2 separate regions of the Homo sapiens genome follow, and region 2 is linked to region 1. A link is an interaction called in ENCODE POLR2A ChIA-PET data of the cell type or tissue named here. Cell type or tissue: OCI-LY7. All regions are shown on one strand. Links, peaks and the distances in the headings refer to the core of each region. The heading gives the core; the rest is flanking DNA. Region 1 holds the start of MIR7850 (microRNA 7850). Region 2 overlaps TMPRSS9 (transmembrane serine protease 9).

The links. Peaks named below come from ENCODE experiments on the same cell type or tissue, not always from the same donor. Only the 100,000 strongest peaks of a DNase experiment are listed, where the experiment ranks them.
Region 2: POLR2A ChIA-PET joins it to region 1 with 5 read pairs; 12 of 35 experiments call an interaction of 5 or more read pairs at or near these places.

Annotation. Positions count from the first base shown.
Region 1 is chr19:2,629,213-2,634,583 of GRCh38, forward strand. The region is part of intron 2 of GNG7 (G protein subunit gamma 7); the gene reads right to left. It overlaps MIR7850 (microRNA 7850), which reads left to right and starts at 1,503; the gene lies at 1,503-1,581. RefSeq lists an enhancer at 4,671-4,810. In OCI-LY7, for the core only: a CTCF peak has its summit at 2,051 (motif pointing right); DNase peaks (open chromatin) are centred at 2,379, 3,437 and 3,889; H3K4me3 peaks cover 896 bases; H3K27ac peaks cover 3,112 bases.
Region 2 is chr19:2,410,515-2,415,885 of GRCh38, forward strand. TMPRSS9 (transmembrane serine protease 9) reads left to right here. Exons shown (of 19, transcript NM_001395513.1): 11 at 3,186-3,504; 12 at 5,156-5,327. Among named protein-coding and RNA genes, the nearest start is that of TIMM13, 14 kb to the right of the region's middle. In OCI-LY7, for the core only: no CTCF peak of the experiment used is centred there; no DNase peak of the experiment used is centred there.

The DNA of each region.
Region 1 (5,371 bases), core at 57-5,056:
GGTTGAGCAAATGGATAGGGGATATTGGGAGATGGGTTATGTCCCTTGGAAAGAACTCCAAATGTCCCTTTCAATAACTTTCCACTCTACCAGTCATCTCCTCCTTCCAGAAATTCTCAGGAGGCAGCGCTTGGTGGCTCTTCTGCAGATGCCAGGATGGTGACGGTGACAGCAGGCCACGCTCTTGTGTTTAGAATAGGAGGTCCCCAAGGACACAGAGTCACAGACGGGTCAGGTAAGTTGCCTGGGCGCCCACACGAATAGGAGGTGCTTCTGGATTTGAAACAAGTCTTCTAGTGCTAGGAGCCCCAGAACACACCTAGTGCCACCCCCTCCCCACGACAAAGCCCACCAGAAGGGCTGGCTGCCTAAAGAGGTAGTGGACAAGACCTCACAGACTCACAGACTAGTGGGAGAAGACAGAAGAGCGTAGCCCTGAACGCAGTGTGGGGGCACACGGTGATTGGAACCTGGCACCCACATCAACGGTCAAAGTCTAGATGGTTTTGTTTGGTTGTACTCCCGCCTCCCTCTGACCCCATGCCCACGAGTAAGAGGAGCTCCGTCCACATTTATGGACACTTAATGTTCCTGCACACCCATAAATAAGGTGAAGCCGAGTCTGCATGTGTGCGAAAGGGCACAGAGCTTTGCACATACATGGTGCCAGGGTCCATTTCCTGGTTTTGTACTATGGTTACGTAAGATGTCACCACTGGGGGAAACTGTGAAGATACATGTGATGTTTTTTGCTCTGTGTGATTTTTGCAACTTCCTCTGAATCTGTAATGATTTCAAAATAAAGGTTGTTTTTTTTTTTTAATAAGTGGAGACACATTTAGGTGTAACTGGGACACAGCCTGCCACCTACTTTCCAAATGCCTCCTTTCTCCCAATAACCCCCACCCTCTCCCCAAAGACCTGGCAGTACTCCTGCAAGAGGAAGGGATGGACGCCAGAAAAAGGGAGTGAAGGTCCTGCTGATTCGGTCCTGGCTGAGGCCGAACGCAGGCCCCCCCTTCCCTTTGCCACCAAGAGGAGTCTAAGATCTCCCTGGAGAACATATCTTGTAGAACCCCCTCCCCTTGAGTGTGGGCAGGGCCCGTGGACATGATGAGATATCACTCCCCTGATTAGGTTGCTTTTCAGGAAAGAAGGGATTTTGAAGAGGTAAATAAGGTCCTAAATCAGTTGACCTTGAGTTCACTGAAAGGGCGATTATCCTAGGTGGGCCTGGTCTAATCAGGTGACCCTTTAAAAGGGATTGGGCCTTTCCTGAAATGAGAGCCTGGAAGCATGAGGGGCCTATGGAGAAGGCCAAGTGGCCTGAGAGTGGCCTCAAAGAGCTGAGAGTTGCCCCCTCCTGACAGCTAACAACGCAACAGAAACAGTCTATCAACCACAAAGAACTGAATTCTGAATGAGCCTGGAATGAGCTTGGAAGGGGATCCGTCACCACACAAACCTTCGGATGAGAATGCAGCCCTGGCTCACATCTCCGAGGTCAGAAGTTTGGACATAGTGTGGCTGGGTCCTCTGTGCAGGGTCTTACCCAGCCACACTACATCCAAACTTCTGACCTATGGAACCATGAGATAATAAATGGGTGTCACTCTAAGCTACTGCATTCATGGTAGTTGTTACGCAGCCATAGCTAGCTAATACACTCTTTATGTGCTGCAGACTAGAGCATTCTGGGATTTTATGGTCAGCTTTCAAACTTATTCATACACAAGGGTTTGGACATCATGTCCCTCCACAATCAGCCAAGCAACTCAGCAGTTTCCTCCTGAGTATGTCTGAGTATATCATCAAAAAGGTCTAATGACTATGACATTATCTGATTGTCTCAACAGCACTGTGTGGGGCTGAGGAGGCATAGCAGGCATGAAGACCAGAGGAAGAATGGTGCATTTAGTATTAGACAGCTTGACATGCATTAACCCCTTGAGAGGCAGGCACTGCCTATTCTCCCCCCTTTCACAGACGAGGGCATTGAGGTTCAGAAAAGCACAGAGATGGCCCAGGGTCACAGAGCCAGTAGGTGGCAGAGTTGGGAGCCCAAGCCCTAAACTGCTGGTTATGTCACCTCATGAAGCCACTTAACCTCGCTAGGTCTCAGCATCCTTATCTGTCCAGTGACGATCATTCTTTCCTCACGAGTGGTTATGAGATGAAATCAGATAACTCAAGGCCTCTAGGCTGAGGGTCAGCAAACCTTTTCTGCAAAAGGCCACTGAGCTCTGTCCTTGTAGTATGAAAGCAGTCACTGATGACAGGTAAATGAATGTCTGTGGCCGTGTGCCAATAAAACTTTATTCATAAAAACAGGAAGTGGAACAGAGAACTTGGCCCAGGGACCTGCAGTATGTCTGTGGCTGTGTGCCAATAAAACTTTATTTATACAAACAGGGAGTGGAGGGGGGAACTTGGCCCAGGGAGCTGCAGTTTGTCTGTGGCTGTGTGCCAATAAAACTTCATTTATAAAAACAGGAAGTGGAGGGCCAGACTGGGCCTGGGGTGGGGGCACAGCATGTCTGTGGCTGTATGCCAATAAAACTTTATTTATAAAAACAGGAACTAGATGGGGGACTTGGCCTGGGGGCCACAGTTTTCGACCCCGGCTTTAGCAGTTTTTTCCTTCTTTTGCTAACTTCTAAAATGAAGCCGACTGACCCTAGAAGTGCCATTTCTGAAAGAGGAAGAGAGAAAAGGGGTGAAAGGACGTTGAACCAGCCAAGGCAGACTACAGCATTTTCAGGGCGTCTCCCCAAGATCTCCAATAAGGACAACTAGCATCGACTAGGCTAATCCCGTGACGGCCTGTTCTGCGGGGACATCATCACCCTGGTGCTGCCCTCTCCCCCATTCTCTAGAGAAAGGAGCCCCAAAAGAACAGATAAACTCTGCCTCCTAGAAAGGTAAGACTCCTGGCCTGGCGCTGTGTGGGATCATGCCTGTAATCCCAGCACTTTGGGAGGCAGAGGCAGGTGGATCACTTGAGGTCAGGAGTTCGAGACCAGCCTGACCAACATGGTGAAACCCGTCTCTACTAAAAATACAAAAATTAGCCAGGCGTGGTGTCAGGCACCTGTAATCCCAGCTACTTGGGAGGCTGAGGCAGGAGAATTGCTTGAACCCGGGAGGTGGAGGTTGCAGTGAGCCGAGATTATGCTATTGCATTCTAGCCTGGGAGACAAGAGTGAAACTCCATCTCAAAAAAAAAAAAAACAAAAAAACCCAACCTGCTATAAACAAAACTCACACACACACACACACACACACACACACACACACACGCACACAGAAAACAGACTGGGAATTGTAAAAACAGCTGACGAACAGAGACTTTCTACTCTACAGGGAAGTCTCTCACCGTCAGCACTGTGGACATCGGGACTGGATCCATCTCTGGGGTGAGGCTGCCCTGGCACTGCAGGGTGCTGAGCAGAGTCCCTGGCCTCCACCCACTCCCTGCCAGGAGCACCCCTTAGTTACACTGAGCTATGATCGCACCACTGCACTCGCACCTGGGCAACAGAGTGAGACTCTGACTCTAAAATAATAATAATAACAAGAATATAAGAATAATAATTCAGATCCATGTCCGATAAAAATAATAAATAAGTAAAGCTGAGGCTCTAACATGAAGTCATTACGAGGCTCATCCAGCCACAGTGGGCTCTGCACTGGGGCACCCGCCTGGGCCTCTGCCTGGCCCATGTCTGCTCAGGAGCCCTCAGCCCCTTGAACCCTGCTGGTGGGACAGGGGGCCCCTCTACCAGGCCCCTAACTTCTCAACAGACCCCACCTTGGGCCTCCCCAGGCTGCACCTTAACCATCTATGACACGCATCCCCAGGCGGCACCGGGAGTGTCTGCGCAGAGATCCGAGGGTGTTAGCCTGGCAGGGGCCCTGCAGGTGGGTGCTGGTTCACTAAAACGATGAAGCGGATGGGAGGAAAATTAGCATCCAACGGGCCTCATCATTGCTGTCCTGGGCAATGGACTCTGACCCCTGCTGTAGAGGGTCAGAGAGGGTCAAGGTCAAGCCACAGATTGGCAGAGCCATCCTCTCTGGCCTCCACTCGGCTCCCCCATGTCCCCTGCCCCCAGCATCTCATCATATGCGACTGTCACCGCCGTGTGTATTTTGAGTCAAAGGCGGCCAAGGCTCGATGAATCTGCCGATGACCAAGTTGGTGCCTCATCCCTCGTTCTGTGGGAGGCTGACTGTTCAAGCGGTTGCTTAGCAACAGGCGCGCGCGCGCGCGCGCACACACACACACACACACACACACACACACACACACGAGAGGTGGCTGTGGTCTGCACACTGGGCTGGGGTACTCAGATCCCCGGGCTCGGTGGTCGTGGATGTGAGCCTCTCTGGGTATGGAGCCTCAATCAGTAGAGTCAGGTGGTCGCAATAACAGCTCTGAAACGGGGATTCATTGAGAGGACATCGGTGGGCTTGAAAACGGGTGTCTGTTTACCGGGGCTTGAGTGGGAGCTGTAGTAATTCTGTCCAGAAGAGGACAGAAGCCTGCTCTCAACTCACCCGGGAGGCAGGTTCTTCTGCACCGGGCCTTCTCCCCCCGGCACTGTGGGCATTTGGGGCTGAATCATTCTTGGTTGTGGGGCTGCCCCGGGCACTGCAGGGTGCTGAGTGGCACCCCTGACCTCCACCCCATGGCATCCACCAATCGAGGCAGCCACAAATGTCTCCTGGGTGCAAAATTGCCCCGAGTTGAGACCCCCTGGGATAGGGGATTCCACGGACCCCCAAGAGACTCCGCGTCCCATGATCCTCTGCCCTGCTGAGGTCCCCGGAGGCTGCACACATTGAAATCCACACCCTGAGTGAGGAGGGAGAGAGGAGGTGAGTCCCAGGAGCTGGGGGTCCTCCTGGTTTACACCGTCTGCCCCACTGGGCGTTTATGGTGCCTATCATGAGCAGGAAAATAACTCGAATTTTTTTCCCCAAAATAATGAACCCAGAGTTTCTCCCCCTCAGCACTGTGGACATTTGAGGCCCGATTGTTCTCTGGGGTGGGGCCGTCCTGGGCACTGCGGGGTGCTGAGCAGTATCCCTGGCCTCCACCCACTCCATGCCAGGAGCTCCCCCAAGTCGCGAAAACCACAGATGTCCCAGAAATTGCTCAGTGTCCCCGGGGTTGGGGGTGGGGGGCGGCATCACCCAGATGACCCCTGCTATAGAGGGTCAAGGTCATGTCCAAGCTCTCCTACCGCCGGGAAGCACTGCCTTGTCCTGGGCTACAGATGTGGAGGCTGCTGGGTACAGGGAGAGGTTTCTGAGTCCTGGAGACTGTGGCAGAGCCCCTGATTTCGGCACAGCGCCCCGTAATTAC
Region 2 (5,371 bases), core at 372-5,371, 220 kb before region 1:
GAAAAACACAGACACGAGCGTGTTCAAATGCTGGGCGATTCACAGATATCTGGATGCCCGTTCTTGAGGAATTTTAAAGCAGTTGGGATTGAGAGGCAGGTGCTGCTTAGAGGATCTTCCAGAAGCTCTAACCTGACTTCAATCCCTCCTCTGCCCTCCATGGCTCCCTGCTCCCTTCCAGTGGGCCCCAGGTGCGTGCCACAGAGCCTGGGGTCCCTGAGTAATCTCCCTGGCTATGATGGGGTCCCTGTGTAAATCCCCCCCAGCTGCCCTCCAAACCGGGACTTGTGTGGGGACACAGACACTGTTCCCAGCACTGGGCCTGATACAACGTGGCACCCAAGAAACACCTCTTGTATGAATGATGCCAGCACATACCCTGGGCATCAGATTCTCTCCGTCTGTATGGGAAGGGTTGGTCTATGGGAACCCCGTGGACTTTTGCCCCTGGGTGGTCAGCTGGGCCATGAGTGAGCTGCAGGCTCAACTCAAGAAGGTTCCAGGGCTGGGCACGGTGGCTCACGCCTGTAATCCCAGCACTATGCGAGGCCAAGGCGGGTGGATCACTTGAGGTCAGGAGTTTGAGACCAGCCTGAGCAACATGGCGAAACCTTGTCTCTACTAAAAATACAAAAATTAGCCTGGCGTGGTGGCAGGTGCCTGTAATCCCAGCTCCTCGGGTGGCTGAGGCAGGAGAATCATCTGAACCTGGGAGCTGGAGGTTGCAGTGAGCTGAGATCACGCCATTGCACTCCAGCCTGGGCGACAAAGCAAGACTCTGTCTCAAAAAAAAAAAAAAAAAAAAAAAAAAAAAAAAAAGAGAAAATCAGGGGTCATCCAAAGCTGCTTCTGCTGTATACCTGGAACCTTCTTTTTCTTCTTCTTCTTTTTTTTTTTTTTTGAGATGGAGTCTCACTCTGTCACCCAGGCTGGAGTGCAGTGGTGTGATCTCAGCTCACTGCAACCTCCGCCTCCCAGGTTCAAGCGAGTCTCCTGCCTCAGCCTCCAGAGTAGCTGTGATTATAGGCATGCGCCACCACACCTAGCTAATTTTTGTATTTTTAATTAAGACACTGTCTCGCTCTGTCACCCAGGCTGGAGTGCAGTGGCACCATCTTGGCTCACCTCCCAGTTTCAAGTGGTTCTCATGCCTCAGCCTCCCGAGTAGCTGGAATAACAGGTGCCCACCACCACGCCTGGATAATTTTTATACTTTTAGTAAAGACAGGGTTTCGCCATGTTGGCCAGGCTGGTCTCGAAATCCTGGCTTCAGGTGATCTGCCCACCTTGTCCTCCCAAAGTGCTAGGATTACAGGTGTGAGCCACCAGGCCCGGCCGACAATTATAATTTTTGTTTTCAAGGTGTCTCATTCTTTCTTCTTTCAGCCACCTGGTCTTGTTTGCAGTGTCCTGTTCTTGTTTCGTGGATACCATTTCTTTCTTTTTCTCTGAGGATCGTAATTTAATCCGTTATGTTTCTTCTATATTCTATATTTGTGGTTAACTGTATTTCAGGCAAACGTAAGTTATTCTGTTGTAACTGAGTGTCTTTATTTCATGGAGATTGGAATCCCTCAACTGGTGCTTAAGAATGAAAAGCTGGGTGCAGTGGCTCACACCTGTAATCCCAGTACTTTGGGAGGCTGAGGCAGCCAGGTCGCTTGAGGCCAGGAGTTTGAGACCAGTTAGGGCAACATAGCAAAACTTTTGTCTCTACAAAAACAAAAACAAAAACAAAAATTAGCTGGGTTTGGTGGTGCATGCCTGTAGTCCCAGCTACTTGAGAGGCTGAGGTGGGAGGATTATTTGAGCCCAGGAGGTGGAGGTTGCAGTAAGCCAAGATCACGCCACTGTACTCTAGCCTGAGTGACAGAGTGAGACGCCGTCTCAAACAAAATTGAAAATTTAAAAATGTCGCTCAATTCTTGCCGTGATCTTATATTTGCTATTCACTTTCTCTTGGCGAGGGACATTAACAGTTTGTGTTCTTGGATTCTATGTACCCTTTCAAGGGACCAAAGACCTCCTGGTCTCATTTATCCTTTGTGGTTGCCCAAATCCCTTTTCTACCCCAACCAACCCAGGTCCTCTTGAGAAAGCTTTCTCTTGTGTCTTGAGCTTCTGCACATGGGCTGGGCTGCCACTTCCTCTGTCAGCCTCTCGTGAGTCTTCATGGTTTCTGGTCCACAACCAGGGATCTCTCCTGCCTAATTTTTTTAGCATGGCTGTGGATTCCTGTCTTTCTTGTGCATACCTTTGCTCTTGTTTCTAAGGCCTGGTGGGTGAGGAAAAGATGGGAGAGACTGCTACATGTGCTTAGATTGCCATATTGAAACCAGAATCTGGAGAAAATGCTAGGAACTAATGAGAGGGCTCATGTTTAAGAATGTAAGAGTCGGCCAGGCACGGTGGCTCACGCCTGTCATCCCAGCACTTTGGGAGGCTGAGGTGGGCAGATCACTTAAGGTCAGGAGTTCAAGACCAGCCTGGCCAACATGGTGAAACCCCGTCTCTACTAAAAATACAAGAAATTAGCCGGGCGTGGTGATGCGTGCCTATAATCACAGCTACTTGGGAGGCTGAGGCAGGAGAATTGCTTGAACCTGGGAGGAGGAGGTTGCAGTGAGCCGAGATCACGCCATTGCACTCCAGCCTGGGCAACAGAGCAAAACTCTATCTCAAAAACAAAAACAAACAAAAAAACGATACACAGAACGTAAGGGTCAGGGTGAACTGGATATGGGAAGGTAAAAAATGGTGAGGCCGGACGAGTGACAGCAGATGAGCACTTTGGGAGCAATGCTGCAGCTACCAGTGAGATATATGGAGGCACCCGCGTGGCAGCCATACTGCCAGCCTAAGCAAGTGGTGACATTATCAAAGATCTACTGAGTTAAGAAGAGGAGGGGATGTTATTTATTTGGGTCACGTTTTGGCCTGCCAGAGGTAGGACTGAAAGACATCTTAGAGATCCTATAGTCCAACTGTCTTGGGTTTTGTTTTTTTTCCTCCACAGAAGAGGAAACAGGTTCTGAGATGTCAATGATCAGCCCCAGGTGCTCTGTGAGCTTGTGTGGAGAGAGGTCCTGGCTGTCCCAGCTCAGAGCTCCTTCTTGGGCCTCGTAGCACTGGTGTCTGGACTGGCTGCTGCCGACCCATCCTGAGGGTGTGTGTTGGTTTCCTAGGGTGACTCAGGAGGACCCCTGGTCTGCGAGGAGCCCTCTGGCCGGTTCTTTCTGGCTGGCATCGTGAGCTGGGGAATCGGGTGTGCGGAAGCCCGGCGTCCAGGGGTCTATGCCCGAGTCACCAGGCTACGTGACTGGATCCTGGAGGCCACCACCAAAGCCAGCATGCCTCTGGCCCCCACCATGGCTCCTGCCCCTGCCGCCCCCAGCACAGCCTGGCCCACCAGTCCTGAGAGCCCTGTGGTCAGCACCCCCACCAAATCGATGCAGGCCCTCAGTACCGTGCCTCTTGACTGGGTCACCGTTCCTAAGCTACAAGGTATTTTCGGGGCAGAAAGGTAGAAGATGATGTACGTGCCTATCTTGATTTAGGGAGAACGGATATCGTCATAGTATCTTCATAATTTTGGATCTTCCTGTTCAAGGAAAGGTCACATGTGTATCCGTTTATTCCCATCTTACGTTGCGTGTACCCTCATGGTATCTTTCTGTCCACAGGTCTTGCCCATGTCTTGTTAACTATGGCGATCTATCAATGGGATACTTTTTTTTTTTTTTGAGACGCAGTCTTGCTCCGTCGCCCAGGCTGGAGTGCAGTGGCGTGATCTCGGCTCACTGCAACCTCCGCCTCCCAGGTTCAAGTGATTCTCCTGCCTCAGCCTCCTGAACAGCCGGGATTACAGGCACAGGCCACCACACCCGGCTAATTTTTGTATTTTTAGTAGAGACGGGGTTTCCCCATGTTGGTCAGGCTGGCCTCGAACTCCTGACTTCATCATCTGCCCACCTCAGCCTCCCAAAATGCTGGGATGACAGGTGTGAGCCACCATGCCCGGTCTGGAATACTTTCTATTGTATTTTCAAATAGTTTGTACCCAGACAACTTGTAGGACTGGCAGGGTGCGGTGGCTCGTGCCTGTCATCGCACACTTTGGGAGGCAGAGGTGGGCAGATCGCTTGAGGTCAGGAGTTCAAGACCAGCCTGGCCAACATGGCAAAACCCCATCTATACTAAAAATTAGCTGGGCATGGTGGAGGGCACCTGTAATCCCAGCTACTTGGGAGGCTGAGGCAGGAGAATCGCTTGAACCCAGGAAGCGGAGGTTGCAGTGAGCTGATACGGTGACATGGTGCCACTGCACTCCAGCCCGGGCAACAAGAGCACAACTCCATCTCGAAAAAGAAAAAAGAAAACTTGTAGGACTATATCTCTGTTTCCAAAAACTGTTAGTTGCATTCCTATTTTTTTTTTTTTTTTTTTCTGAGACGGAGTTTCACTCTTGTCGCCCAGGCTGGAGTGCAGTGGTGTGATCTCGGCTCACTGCAACCTCCACCTCCCGGTTCAAGTGATTCTCCTGCCTCAGCCTCCTGAATAGCTGGGATTACAGGTGCCCATCACCATGCTTGGCTAATTTTTGTATTTTTAGTAGAGTTGGGGTTTCGCCATGTTGGCCAGGCTGGTCTCGAACTCCTGACCTCAGGTGATCTGCCCGCCTTGGCCTCCCAAAGTGCTGGGATAACAGGCATGAGCCACCGCGCCCGGCCATGCTTCATTTCAGTTCACCTACACCCCACACTCTGTTCCGAAACCCCCTAACAATCGTACCCTTCCTTTTCTCAGCCGCCCCATGGGTCTCCTGGAGTGCAGCCCCGTCTTTGCAAGGAGGCCATAAACCTGGCTTTGTGGGCTGCGGGTCTGTGGTGGGGTCTGTTGCGGGGGGTCCTCGGGCTGACTGGGCCGCTGTATGTTTCTTTCTTAACTTCTGTCCCCGAAGCGAGGCCACGAACTTGCTGCAGGACCTTGGGCAAACTACGGACACCTTGAAGCCTCCACGGCTTCTTGTGTGGAACGGGAGGGATTGCGGCATCTTCAGGGCCTGGCTGCAACCGGTGTCCTGGGACCACCCCACCGGATGCTCCCACCCGAGCAGGCCAAGATCCCCAGACCTGGTCTTGTGTCCTCCTTCCAGAATGTGGGGCCAGGCCTGCAATGGAGAAGCCCACCCGGGTCGTGGGCGGGTTCGGAGCTGCCTCCGGGGAGGTGCCCTGGCAGGTCAGCCTGAAGGAAGGGTCCCGGCACTTCTGCGGAGCAACTGTGGTGGGGGACCGCTGGCTGCTGTCTGCCGCCCACTGCTTCAACCAGTAAGGCCCGCCTCCTCCAGGAAGGCTGCCCGGCTTCCCCTCCT